Linked DNA regions of Homo sapiens: region 1 is linked to region 2. Evidence: chromatin contacts called from ENCODE Hi-C or POLR2A ChIA-PET data. All regions are on one chromosome and are shown on one strand. Each heading gives the region's core, a stretch centred on a gene start or an enhancer-like site at or near the end of the contact. The rest is flanking DNA. Distances are from core to core; before and after follow the strand shown.

The links. A loop is a pair of places that touch in the nucleus more often than their neighbours do. ChIA-PET counts read pairs that join two places held with the same protein, here RNA polymerase II (POLR2A). Pooled maps may share reads with other maps.
Region 1: a loop to region 2 is called in a map with no recorded cell type, with 9 times the contacts of the local background. The contact joins two enhancer-like sites. A Hi-C loop is called at or near these places in 1 of 37 single-sample maps with no recorded cell type and 2 of 50 pooled maps. POLR2A ChIA-PET finds 5 or more read pairs at or near these places in 1 of 52 experiments (PC-9).

What each region holds. Positions count from the first base shown.
Region 1 is chr19:6,519,254-6,525,312 of GRCh38, reverse strand. No RefSeq gene overlaps it. Among named protein-coding and RNA genes, the nearest start is that of TNFSF9, 8.7 kb to the left of the region's middle. RefSeq lists an enhancer at 2,973-3,222. Within about 2 kb of position 3,077, at least 7 of the 41 ENCODE cell types and tissues checked have a DNase peak (open chromatin) inside an H3K27ac peak, as active enhancers do.
Region 2 is chr19:6,065,388-6,071,616 of GRCh38, reverse strand. All of the region lies in intron 1 of RFX2 (regulatory factor X2), which reads left to right. The region is part of intron 1 of RFX2-AS1 (RFX2 antisense RNA 1); the gene reads right to left. Among named protein-coding and RNA genes, the nearest start is that of RFX2-AS1, 5.9 kb to the right of the region's middle. RefSeq lists enhancers at 5,425-5,719, 5,234-5,735. Within about 2 kb of position 4,781, at least 30 of the 41 ENCODE cell types and tissues checked have a DNase peak (open chromatin) inside an H3K27ac peak, as active enhancers do.

The DNA.
Region 1 (6,059 bases), core at 1,828-4,327, 460 kb before region 2:
CATGGTGCCTCATGCCTGTATTCCCAGCTACTCAAGAAGCTGAGGTGGGAGGACTGCTTGAGCCCAGGAGGTCAAGGCTGCAGTGAGGTATGATTGTACCACTGCACTCCAGCCTGGGCAACAGAGCGAGATCCTATCTTTAAAAAATAAATAAAATAAATAAAAAAAGGAAAAGAGAAAGAAATATAGCATAAAGGTTAAGAGCACTCTAGGCCGGGCGTGATGGCTCACGCGTGTAATCCCTACACATTGGGAGGCCGAGGCAGGAGGATCACTTAAGGCCAGGAGTTCGAGAGCAGCCTGGCCAACATGGTGAAACCCCGTCTCTACTAAAAATACAAAAATTAGATGGGTGTGGTGGTGCATGCCTGTAATCCCAGCTACTCGGGAGGCTGAGGCAGGAGAATCGCTTGAACCTGGGAGGCGGAGGTTGCAGTGAGCCGAGATCACACCACTGCTCGCCAGCCTGGGCAACAGAGCAAGGCTCTGTCTCAAAAAAAAAAAAAACTTAATTAATTTTAAAAAGATTTAAAGATCCTGATGCCACTGGGCATGGTGGCTCATGCCTGTAGTCCCAGCTACTTAGGAGGCTGAGTTGGAAGATCACTTGAAACCAGAAGGTTGCGGCTGCAGTGAGCTAGGATCGCACCACTGCACTCCAGGCTGGGTGACAGAGTGAGACCCTATCTCAAAAAAAAAAAAAAAAAAAATGAAAAGAGAAATAATTATAGCATAAAGGTTAAGAACACTCTAGAGCCAGGATCAGCAAACTCCAGCCAAAAGCTAAATATGGCCCACTGCCAGTTTTTGTACAGCCTTGTAGATGAAGATCCTTTCACTTAATTGTTTTTGTTTTTGAATGTCTGGAAAAATGTCAAAAGAAAAATAACATTTCCTGACATGTGCAAATGATATGACTTTCCCATTTACTGTCCATAAATAAAGTGTGCCTGGCACACAGCCACACTCATTCATTCCATATTGTCTTTTCTGGTTTTGTTTTTGTTTTTGTTTTTGTTTTGAGATGGAGTCTCGCCCTGTCGCCCAGGCTGGAGTGCCATGGCATGATCTCGGCTCACTGAAAACTCTGCCTCCCAGGTTCAAGCAATTCTCTGCCTTAGCCTCCTGAGTAGCTGGCATTACAGGCACCCGCATCCATGCCTAATTTTTATGTTTTTAGTAGAGACAGGGTTTACACCGTCTTGGCCAGGCCGGTTTTGATCTCCTGACCTCCTGATCCACCTCTTTGGCCTCCCAAAGTGCTGGGATTACAGGCCTGAGCCACCGCACCTGGCCTTCATTCATTCGAACTCCCAGGCTCAAGTGATCCTCCCTTCATTCCGTATTGTCTATGGTGGCTTTCCTGACACTATGGTGGAGTTGAAGAGTTGTGAAAAGGGACTGACTAGCTCACAAAGCCCAAAATATTTACTGTCTGGTCCTTTTCAGAAAAATGTTTGCTGCCTGTGGAGTCTTCAATTCCAGCTCTTCAGAGTTCTGGCTGTGTGGGATGGGCACAGTGGCTCATGCCTGTAATCCGAACACTTTGGGAATCCAAGGTAGGAGGATCGCTTGAACCCAGGAGTTCAAGACCAGCCTGGGCAGTATAGCAAGATCCCATCTCTACAAGAAAAAAAAAACAAGGCCGGGCCAACATACTGAAACCCCATCTCTACTAAAAACACAAAAATCAGCCAGGCATGGTGGCACACACCTGTAGTCCCAGCTACTTGGCGGACTAAGGCAGGAGAATCTCCTGAACCCGGGAGGCAGAGGTTGTGGTGAGCCAAGATCACGCCACTGCACTCCAGCCTGGGCAACAGAGCAAGACTCCATCTCAAAAAAAAAAAAAGAAAAGTAATTAGCCAGGTGTCATGGCACACACCTGTGGTCCCAGCTACTCAGAGAGGCTGAGGTGGGAGGATCGCTTGACCTGGGGAGGCAGAGGTTCCAGTGAGCTGTGGTCATACCACTGCACTCCAGCCTGGGCAAAAAAGAGCAAGACCTTGTCTTTAAAATAAAAACAAAAATAAAAAAAGAAAGACAGGCTGGGCATGGTGGCTCATGCCTGTAATCCCAGCACTTTGGGAGGCTGAGGCAGGTGGATCACCTGAGATCGGGAGTTCGAGACCAGCCTGATTAACATGGTGAAATCCCGTCTCTACTAAAAATACAAAAAATTAGTTGGGCATGGTGGCACATGCCTGTAATCCCAGTTACTTGGGGGGCTGAGGCAGGAGAATCGCTTGAATGCGGGAGGCAGAGGTTGCAGTGAGTGGGGATTGTGCCACTGCACTCCAGCCTGGACAACAGAGCAAGACTCTGTCTCAAAAAAAAAAAAGAAAAAAAAAAGAGAGAGAAAGAGTGGGAGTTTTTGCTGTGTGATCTTGGGCAAGCTGCTTCACTTCTCTGATTCAGCTCATTGTTCAGATGTGTTAAATGGGAATCATAGTGGATCTCAAAGAATAGTGGAAAGCTTGCTCTGAGCACCGTGCCGAGCACATAGTAAATGTTCAATAAAGGCAACCTGTCATTGTGATGGTCACTGACGTTTCTCTACAGCTCTGTGGTACAACATCATCCCTAAAACGTGGGCACAGAAATTAAAACTCCAGAAAGTGAGGTCTCTTGGCCAAGGTCTCACTGTGACTGGTCTGAACTCCTATCTGTGCTGGGGGGCTTGGCGGAGCTCTGAACATGCCCCCCAGGGAAGGGAAACAAGACCTCAACGCCTGGGGAAGACTCAGGCCGCAGTCAGGGAGCGCCGTGACGCACTGTGGTCGGGACATCTGAGCCAGGCGGCCCCGCCCACCGTGGAGCACTCAACGTCACCCTCTTAGCACCTCACGTTTGCTGGAGTCACACCTCTGTGCTCAGCTGTCTCCTCGAAGTAAGCGTGGGCCCTGGTTTTCCTCACCCACTGGGGAAGGGCCTCACTCTCCACCCTCACCATCACAGGCCTTGAGGGAGGGATTGCACAGGAAGTAGTTGGAAGGGACAGCACCCCAGGCTGTGCCAGGGGGGCCCTCCTTCTTCTGCCTCTGAGGTTGAGTGAACAGACTCCTCCCCCAGGAAGTCCACCTTGATTGTTTCCCAGCAACAATCTTCTCCTCTCAGGGTCCTTGTAGTGTGTCTCCCATCATGTAGCCAGTGACCTCTTCGAGGGTTAACTTTTACCTGGCCTGGGTCCTCTATCTACCCCAGGGCAGAGTGAAGCCTAACAGAGCATTAGTGGTGTGAGCGGAGCAATTTGCATGAGTCAGACAGCTACGGAGTGAGCTAGGGGCCAGATGGAACTGAAGAAAAGAGGAAAGGAAAGTGTGGAGTGAAGTGCATCTTATTGTTTTTTGAGACACGGTCTCGCTCTATTGGCCAGGCTGGAGTACAGTGGCATAATCATGACTCACTGCAGCCTTGAACTCCCAGGCTCAAGTGATCCTCCCACCTCAGTCTCCTGAGTAGCTGGGACTACAGGCACGTGCCACCACACTCAGCTATTTTATTATTCTTATTATTATTTCTTGTAGAGATGGGGTCTCACTATGTTGCCCAGGCTGGTCTGGAACTCCTGGGCTCAACCAATCCTCCTGCCCCAGCCTCCCATGTATTAATAGCTGGGACTACAGGTGCACACTACCATACCCTGCTATTTTTTTTTTTTTTTTTTTTTTTTTGAGATGGAGTCTCGCACTGTCGCCCGGGCTGGAGTGCAGTGGCGTGATCTCAACTCGCTGCAACCTCCGCCTCCCAGCTTCAAACGATTCTCCTGCCTCAGCCTCCCAAGCAGCTGGGATTACAGGCACCCACCACCACGCCCAGCTAATTTTTTGTATTTTTAGTAGAGACAGGGATCCACTATGTTAGCCAGGCTGGTCTCCTGACCTCGTGATCTTCCCGCCTCGGCCTCCCAAAGTGCTGGGATTACAGGCATGAGCCACAGCACCAGGCCTTTTTTTTTTTTTTTTTTTTTTTTTTTTTAAAGACGGGGTCTCGCTATATTCCCCAGGCTGGTCTCCAACTCCTGAACTCAAGTGATCCTCCTGCCTTGGCCTCCCAAAAATGCTGGGATTACAGGCATGAACACCCAGCCTGAGATTGATCTAGAGCCATAAAGGAGTGTTTACACATGTTGAGGAGAAAAGAGACACAGAGAGGGGAATTACATCATCCAAATGAGTCGAGTAGCTGGAAAAGCTACATCCAGGTCTCTGGAAAACACAGACTGGCACCCGAGTGTGTGCACCTGGGGTTTTGTGTAAGAGTTGCAAGGTACAGGCCAGGCATGGTGGCTCACGCCTGTAATCCCAGCACTTTGGGAGGCCTAGGCAGGCAGATCACCTGAGGTCAGGAGTTCGAGACTGGCCTGGCCAACATGGTGAAACCCCCGTCTCTACTAAAAATACAAAAAAATTAGCTGGGCGCAGTGGCGGGCGCCTGTCATCCCAGCTACTTGGGAGGCTGAGGCAGGTGAATCACTTGAACCCACGAGGCAGAGGTTGCAGTGAGCCGAGATTGTGCCACTGCACTCCAGCCTGGGCATCAGAGCAAAACTCCGTCTCAAAAAAAAAAAAAAAAAAAAAAGAGTTGCAAGGTACATTCTCGCTTAGACTGGTCTGGAACTCCTGAAGTTGAGGAAACGACCACAGCATTTCCTCAAGAGATCCTCCCGTCTCAGCCTCCCAGGGTGCTGGGATTAGAGGCAGGAACCACCACTCCCAGCTTGCAAGGTATGATTGTGCACAGCAAGTGAGCTTTGTGAAGTTGAGGCACACATCCTGCTACTCTGGGACTGAGTGTCTCTGATGTGATACTGTGTACTCAGGAGGATGCATGCGGGCATCGATGTGTTTCCAGTTGAGCAGCACCAGAGCATAGGATTTGACTCACTTGGCTTCAAATCCCAGCTCTGCCTCTGCTGGCTACATGACCTTGAAATCTCTCCATCTCTCTGTGCCTCAGTTTCCCCGTATATGAAATGAGACTAACACCAGTGACCACCTTGTGGGACTGTTGTCCAGAATCAGGGAGCCAGAATAGTGCCTGGCATACAGCAGGTGCTCAATAGGACCAGCCATCATTGCTGCCAGTGGGCTGAGAGTGTGGTGCCTCCACGTGACTGTGTACATGGGTTGATCTTGTTTGGGCAAAAAGGAAGGCATGGCCGGGGGCTCACACCTGTAATCCCAGCACTTTGGGAGGCTGAGGGGGGCGAATCACTTGAGCTCAGGAGTTCAAAACTAGCCTGGGCAATATAGTGAGACCCCGTCTCTACTAAAAATACAAAAATTAGCCAGGCGTGGTGGTCCACACCTGTAATGCCAGTTACTCGGGAGTCTGAGGCAGGAGAATCCCTTAAACCCGGAAGGTGGAAGTTGCAGTGAGCTGAGGTCACGCCATTGCACTCCAGCCTGGGTGACAGGGCAAGACTTGTCTAAAAAAAAAAAAGGCCAGGTGCAGTGGGTCATGCCAGCCTGGCTAACATGGTGAAACCTTGTCTCTACTAAAAATACAACAAAAATTAGCTGGGCATGGTGGTGGGCGCCTGTAATCCCAGCTACACGGAAGGCTGAGGCACGAGAATCGCTTGAACCCGGGAGGCAGAGGTTGCAGTGAGCTGAGATCATGCCACTGCACTCCAGCCTGGGTGACAGAGAGAGACTCAGTCTCAAAACAAAACAAAATAAACAAAAAAACAAAAATAAATAAATAAAAACAAGGGGCAGGCAGGAATATGTGGTGCAAAATTGTTGAAGATGAAAATAACTGCATTGGTCATCAGAAGGAAAACTGCCAGGTTATTACTCACAGAATCGGTTTAAAAATTAAAAACATGTCTGAGTCATCTCTTGACAGAGATCTCCAAGGGCTAAGAGAACAAGGCACTCAGACTTTGCCTCCTCTACTCTTTCAAAGATTAAGGTTTTTAGTGTGAAATGGGCCTTACCCATCAGGTTGAGTCTCTGTCCTGTTTGAACTTTAGGTTGAAAATTTGGCGTGATTATTCTATGTAATTGCTTTTTTGGGCAGATGGTTTACAAAACCTTTAAAGGGGGCTAGGC
Region 2 (6,229 bases), core at 3,532-6,031:
TGGGGACAGAAATAGAATGTCCTTTTGTCGTTCTCATTGGGTTGGATGGTGGCATTTGAGACAAGCAAAGAGATGACGGATGGAATAAATATTTCTAATTTTGTCTTTCTTCGCTTCATTTTCATTTCTTCAGAGATCCCTGGGTCTTGCTGAGGGGATCTCTGACTTGGCTTGATTTTCTGTCCCGGGCCAATTGAGATATGTCTGTGCCTCAAAGATAGACGATCACTTAAAAGTACCGACAGGATCTTTCCCTCCCAAAGACAGGCGAGACCTCCTCCCGTCAGGCTGAGTCCATTCCTTGTCTGGAGCCAGGGAGCTCTGCTTCCCAAACTCTCACAGCAAGATTCCTGGCCTCACTCATTTGTCTTGCATTAAATTTCCTTGCAATCTTGCATAATTCGAGCATGACTTAGCAAGAAATGCATTTTTAATATGTGACTCTAACACTTTCTTATTTAAGGATGCATGTTTGTACGTTGACATAGCAAGAAAAATAGGTATATTAAAACTCATTTCTAATAATACTCGAGTGTGGAAAGATTAGCCATTTGGCAAATTTGAAAAGAGGTATGGAGTAACCATAAGGAAAGCAGTGAGGGCCAGGCACGGGGGCTCACGCCTGCAGTCCCACACTTTGGGAGGCTGAGGTGGGAAGACTGCTTGAGGCCAAGAGTTCAGGACCAGCCTGGACAACATAGTAGGACCTTGCTACTACAATTTGTTTGTTTGTTTGTTTTAAGTAGCCAGGCGTGGTGGTGTGCACCTGTAGTCCTAGCTACATGGGAGGCTAAGGCAGGACAATCACTGGGCTGAGGGCCCAGGAGTTTGAGGCTGCAGTGAGCTATGATCCAACCACTGTACTCCAGCCTGGGTGACAGAGCAAGACCCTGTGTCTAGAAAAGAAAAAGAAAGCAGTGAAAAAGGCAAATCATGTGCATAAACCTGAGGAGTGGGGCTTCTGTCAGGCATTGAGGTGGGACCATGGGGTGGGGGCAAGTATTGGTCACATGGAGCCCATATGTGACTATGAACCCAGGGTCTGCTGGAGGCTCTGATGTGAGGTCTGTGGACCTAGGTCATCATACTTTATACCCAGGCCCTATCGTGTGGCTTCAAGCCCGTCCACCCTGCTGAGAGTGGAGGCCCCCAGCAGCCAGCTATTGAGGCTGGCGAGGAGTAAACACAGGGATTCCATGGATGAAGAATGGGACTGGGGACCAGGACCCCCCTCCAGAAGGACTATGACTTGGTGTCACCTTCCAGGGTGGACACTCTGTCTTCTCTCCTGTACTGGTGGATGCATATCCATGCACCTAGCCCTGGCCAAGCCCACCTGTGTTCTGCAGGACATCCCATTCCATCCCATCCACATCCCATCCCATCCCATCCCATCCCATCCCATCCCATCCCATCCACATCCCATCCCATCCCATCCCATCCCATTCACATCCCATCCCATCCACATCCCATCCCATCCCATCCACATCCCATCCCATCCCATCCCATCCCATCCCATCCACATCCCATCCCATCCCATCCACATCCCATCCCATCCCATCCCATCCCATCCCATCCCATCCTATCCACATCCCATCCCATCCCATCCACATCCCATCCCATCCCATCCATGAAAGAACATCCACTTGCAAGTCTCCCTTCTTTCTCCTATCCCAGTTCCCTCCTGGTAGGTCCTACCTGCTATTATTTCTTTCATTTTCAGAAACCCGCTCTCAGTTTCCTCTTCCAGCTGCCTCCCCATTCCTCTTCCTATCTTTCTAGCAAAAATTCCTCAAAAGAGCCATCTGGTCCTCCTGTCTCCAGTTCTGCTCCACTTGGGGCTCTCTTGAACCTGCTCCAACCTCTGTGGCTTTTGCACACACTTTTCCCCTGGAGCTCCTCTGTCACAATCACTGGTGACCTCCACTTTGCTGATTCCAGTGATCACCACTCAGCCCCAGAGTCACTTGGTTCTCAGGACACCACTTGCTTATACTTCTTTGGCCTCTTTTCAGGCTCCTGCTTCTTTGGGATCTCTAAATGGTAGACAGCCCCAGAACTCAGCCCTAGGCCTCTTCTCTCTGCTCTTCCTTGGTGAGCCCAGATAGTCTTATGGTTTTAACTAGGTCATTTATACACTGATGACTCCAGCCTACATCCTGTATACACTGGTGGCTCTAGCTCATGTTCTCTATACACTGATGGCTCCAGCCATGTCATCTATACACTGATGGCCCCATCCCATGTTCTCTATACACTGATGGCTTCAGCCCACATCCTCTAGACACTGGTGGCTCTAGGTCATGTCCCCTACACACTGATGGTTCCAGCTATGTTATCTATACATTGATGGCTCTAGTTCATATATTCTATACACTGATGGCTCCAGCCTGCATTCTCTATACACTGATGGCTCCAGCTCACCCCTCAGCCTGAGACTTATGTAATCTGCCTGCTTTCTCAGCATCTCAACCTGGGTGTCTAGGAGCCTCTCACACTTTACACCTTCAGAACTCAACTCCCAAGTGCTCTCCAGGCCTTTTTCTTGGGTAATTTTCCTGACCTCATCCTTTTAGTTGCCAAAAACCTTGGAGGTACCCTTGACCCGTCAGCAGATCTGGCTGACTCTACCTCCTATGTTTATCCAGAGTCTGACGGCTTTGCCCCTCCATGGCTCACAGCCAGGCCCCCCTCCCTTGCCCAGATTATCACATTAGCCTCCAGATTGCTCTCTCTGCTCCCACCCTTTTCCTTCTTCCCCTATTCTCAACCCAGCAGCCAGAGGGGCCTGGTTAAAATGCAAGTCAAACCAGGCCATTCCTGGGCTCAAACCTTGTGATGGCTTCCATTTACCCCAAGCAAAAGCCAGAGCCCCTACAATGGCCTGTGTGGGCCTTTCTCCTTGCCTTCTGGTTCACTCAGCTCCAGTTTCAAGCCAGGCATTGTCCCACCTCGGGGCCTTTGTACTGGCTTTTCCCTCCATTAGGAACGCTCTTCCCCAGGATATCTGGACAGCTCCGTCCCACACCTTCCTCATCTCTTTAATGAGCCCACCCAGGGAAGCATTTGACAACGCTTTAAAAATTGCAACCCCTTCCTATCCCAGCACTCCTTCTGTCTGCTTCCTTTTCCCCCTGGTACTTGTCACCATATGATATAGGGTGTCATCTGACGTACGACATATTTTTCTCACTTACCTTGTTTACTGTCCATATGCTCCTATCCTCCCGCATGGTCTAGAATAGAAACTCCATGAGGGCAGGGAATTGTGTTTTGATGACTGGTCAATGCCAGGCCCATGCTATGGATCCAATAAATATTTTATTGAAATCAATGAATGACACAGGATCTCTGTTACTCATCCTTCTGGACATGGGGTTTGGAGTCCTCACAGCCGCACCTCAATGCCTCCCTTGGGATGCAGCATCCAGGCAGAACCCAGCCGTGTCCCCTAAGCAAAGCCTCCCATGGCACCAGCTGCTGGTGATTTGACCTCCAGGACTAGCATTCAAGGTTGTCACCACATCACCACTTAGCCATACATTAACAGCCCAAGAGTCTGGCTTCAAATTCCTCATCTCCCTGCAACACAGATTCAAATTCTAACAGTATAGAATCTGTCTTCCTTTCTTCTCAGGGAGGCATGTCTATTCCATTCCTATTCTAGGAATGACTCCTGGATGATATCTTAAAAAAACAGTTTCTGTGCACTGACTGTGTCTGTCTCAAAGGGCAAACCTCCGCTGAGAGCTCCTTGAAAGGTATGCTTGGTCATGCACAAATCTATCAGCATTGTGTGCTTTTATCATCCAAAATGTTGACCCATCGAGGCTGCAGCTACATGTTGCTCATTCTATCAAAATGTTTTAAGATCCTTGGCTGGGCCCACCAAAAACAAGAGCACTGCTTAGAGCTCTGTGTTCCCCTTGAAAGGTGGTGGTGCCACTTCACCCTCTCCTGGTCCCAAAGCCTCAGAGAAGCCATGCTCAGCCTGAACTGCTCCAGGCAGAACAAAAGCTGCACTAGCTTCAGTTTAGCCCTTTTCTTTTCCCCCTTCATGGGTCGAGATTGCCCAACCATGTGCCTCCTCTTTCCGGAGATATGTGTCCCTTGTGTGTCCTGCCATCTGGGGGCATCTGATGTGGCCTGGCTTCCTCTTAGAAAAGTCTTCCTCTCTCCGGGTAGGGAGGGAAGAGCCGGCGCAGTGATGTCAAAGATATACTGTAAGTCCCTCCCGGCAAAGCCCCACAAGGCATTTCTGACGCTGAGTCAGTGGTTCCCTTTGCACTTGTTCCATACGTACATGATATTTCCAAAAGTCGTTTTAATTTGGTATCAACTCCTCTGTTTTCACACTTTTTTCCAAATAGCTTAATCCATGATTCATTTTACTTCGCCCAGAAAACACTTGTGCAGCTATGAACTCTCCCACATTGTTTGTTTGATGATAAATAGATTCTTTCCTCTTGGAGAAAAGGGCACTTTCTCCTCCCAGTACTAGGAAGGATTGAAATCCCTCCTGTGATGCCCTCTTACCTCAGAGAGAGTTGTTCCTCCTTGGGTTTTGTTATTTCAGAACAAATATGGTAAACTGTTTTCCCCTCAGTTACTATAGAGAAGAGATTATTTGCCTTTCTCTTAGGGCTTCTGAAAATAATAGATTACATATTTGAGAGGGTTTTTTTTAGATCTGGTTAATGTGAGATAGAGGGGGTTGCTCCGGGATGACATTGTTTGGTTTGGGAAGTATTCTCCCGGTTGCCCAGCAACAGGCTCTTGGAAACGGGAGTGGACTGCGTTGCCCCTGGCAACCGTTGTTACTTAGCAAACAATGAGGGCCGGGCAAACAGTGCCAAGACTGCGGACTCCAGGTTTTAATTGAACATCTGCATATATTTTTCTCTGATTAAATTTGAGTTTGATTTGCCACAACAGGCAGACATGGATCCACTCGGGATCTGCTTGAAAGAACCAATATTGTAATGTTGACTCCCAGGCTGCACAAACGCAGAGGCCCCATTGAAACAAACTTCTGGCCATTCGAATATGTCCTAGACTGCTCTCAACTGGAGACTTATTTTAGTCTTAAGTGGAATTTCTTTTTTGATCTAATTCCTGGTGTTCAGAAAATCATTACTTGTCCAACCTACTACCGTACATCACTGATAAATCCGCAATTTCTGGAGCGCTTTTCAGCACGATGCCTTCATTTCTGCTGCCTAAGAATTTCAGAAGAGCAAAGAGTTGAGCCCTGGCTGGCTCACATGTAGAGACATTCACAGATAGGGTTGGCTGAGGGTGGAAATTGGACCCAGCACCTTCTGGTTTCATGTGCTCAATGTTCCTGTTAAGAAGTTGGGTCCACCCGTGGCCCTCAGTGGGATGTGTATGTTATGTTTATTAAGAGAGGTCGCACGTTCCCACTAACAAAGTGCCCTGTTGATGGGCACTTTGCAGCCACAGGTTGGATTTTGATCAAAACAGCCTCACTCCCCCACCTCCTCCGCTGGCAAGCCAGAGATAGCGATTGTTGACAAGGGTTTGTTGCTTAGGTAAACACCACCCCTGAACTTCATTCAGAGCGGGTGACACATTTCTTCCCCTCCTCCCAGCCCCGCCCCCAGCCCCCGCCCCCACTGCCAGGGCTATAAATTCAGAACTGTTAGCCAAGACAGGTTTTTGGTGAAGACTTTATTCTTCCTCATTCATCTCGAGTGCAATCTGACTAATGCAGCAACAGCCGCAAAAGTGCCGCCTGTAACAGACACTCCAGCCCCTCACTAAAACAGCTCCTGTGGTTCCCGTGGTGAGACTCGCTTTAGTTGTATGGATTTTTTTTAAGGACGATTCACTTTGTTGCTGAATGCCCCCAAGAAAATGTTCATTGCACGTTTGTTACCGGCATTTCAGCTAATCTTAGGACTATTTAAAGTATCTAAACAAATTTCCCAACTTTCTTTTGCAGCAGAAACTTATAATGGAATGTCATTTGTGTTTTTTTTGGAGACAGAGTCTCGTTCTGTCGCCCAGGAAGCTCCGCCTCCCGGGTTCACGCCATTCTTCCGCCTCAGCCTCCCGAGTAGCTGGGACTACAGGCGCCCGCCACCGCACCCGGCTAATTTTTTTGTATTTGTAGTAGAGACGGGGTTTCACCGTGTTAGCCAGGATGGTCTCGATCTTCTGACCTCATGATCCACCTGCCTCGGCCTCCCAAAGTGCTGGGATTACA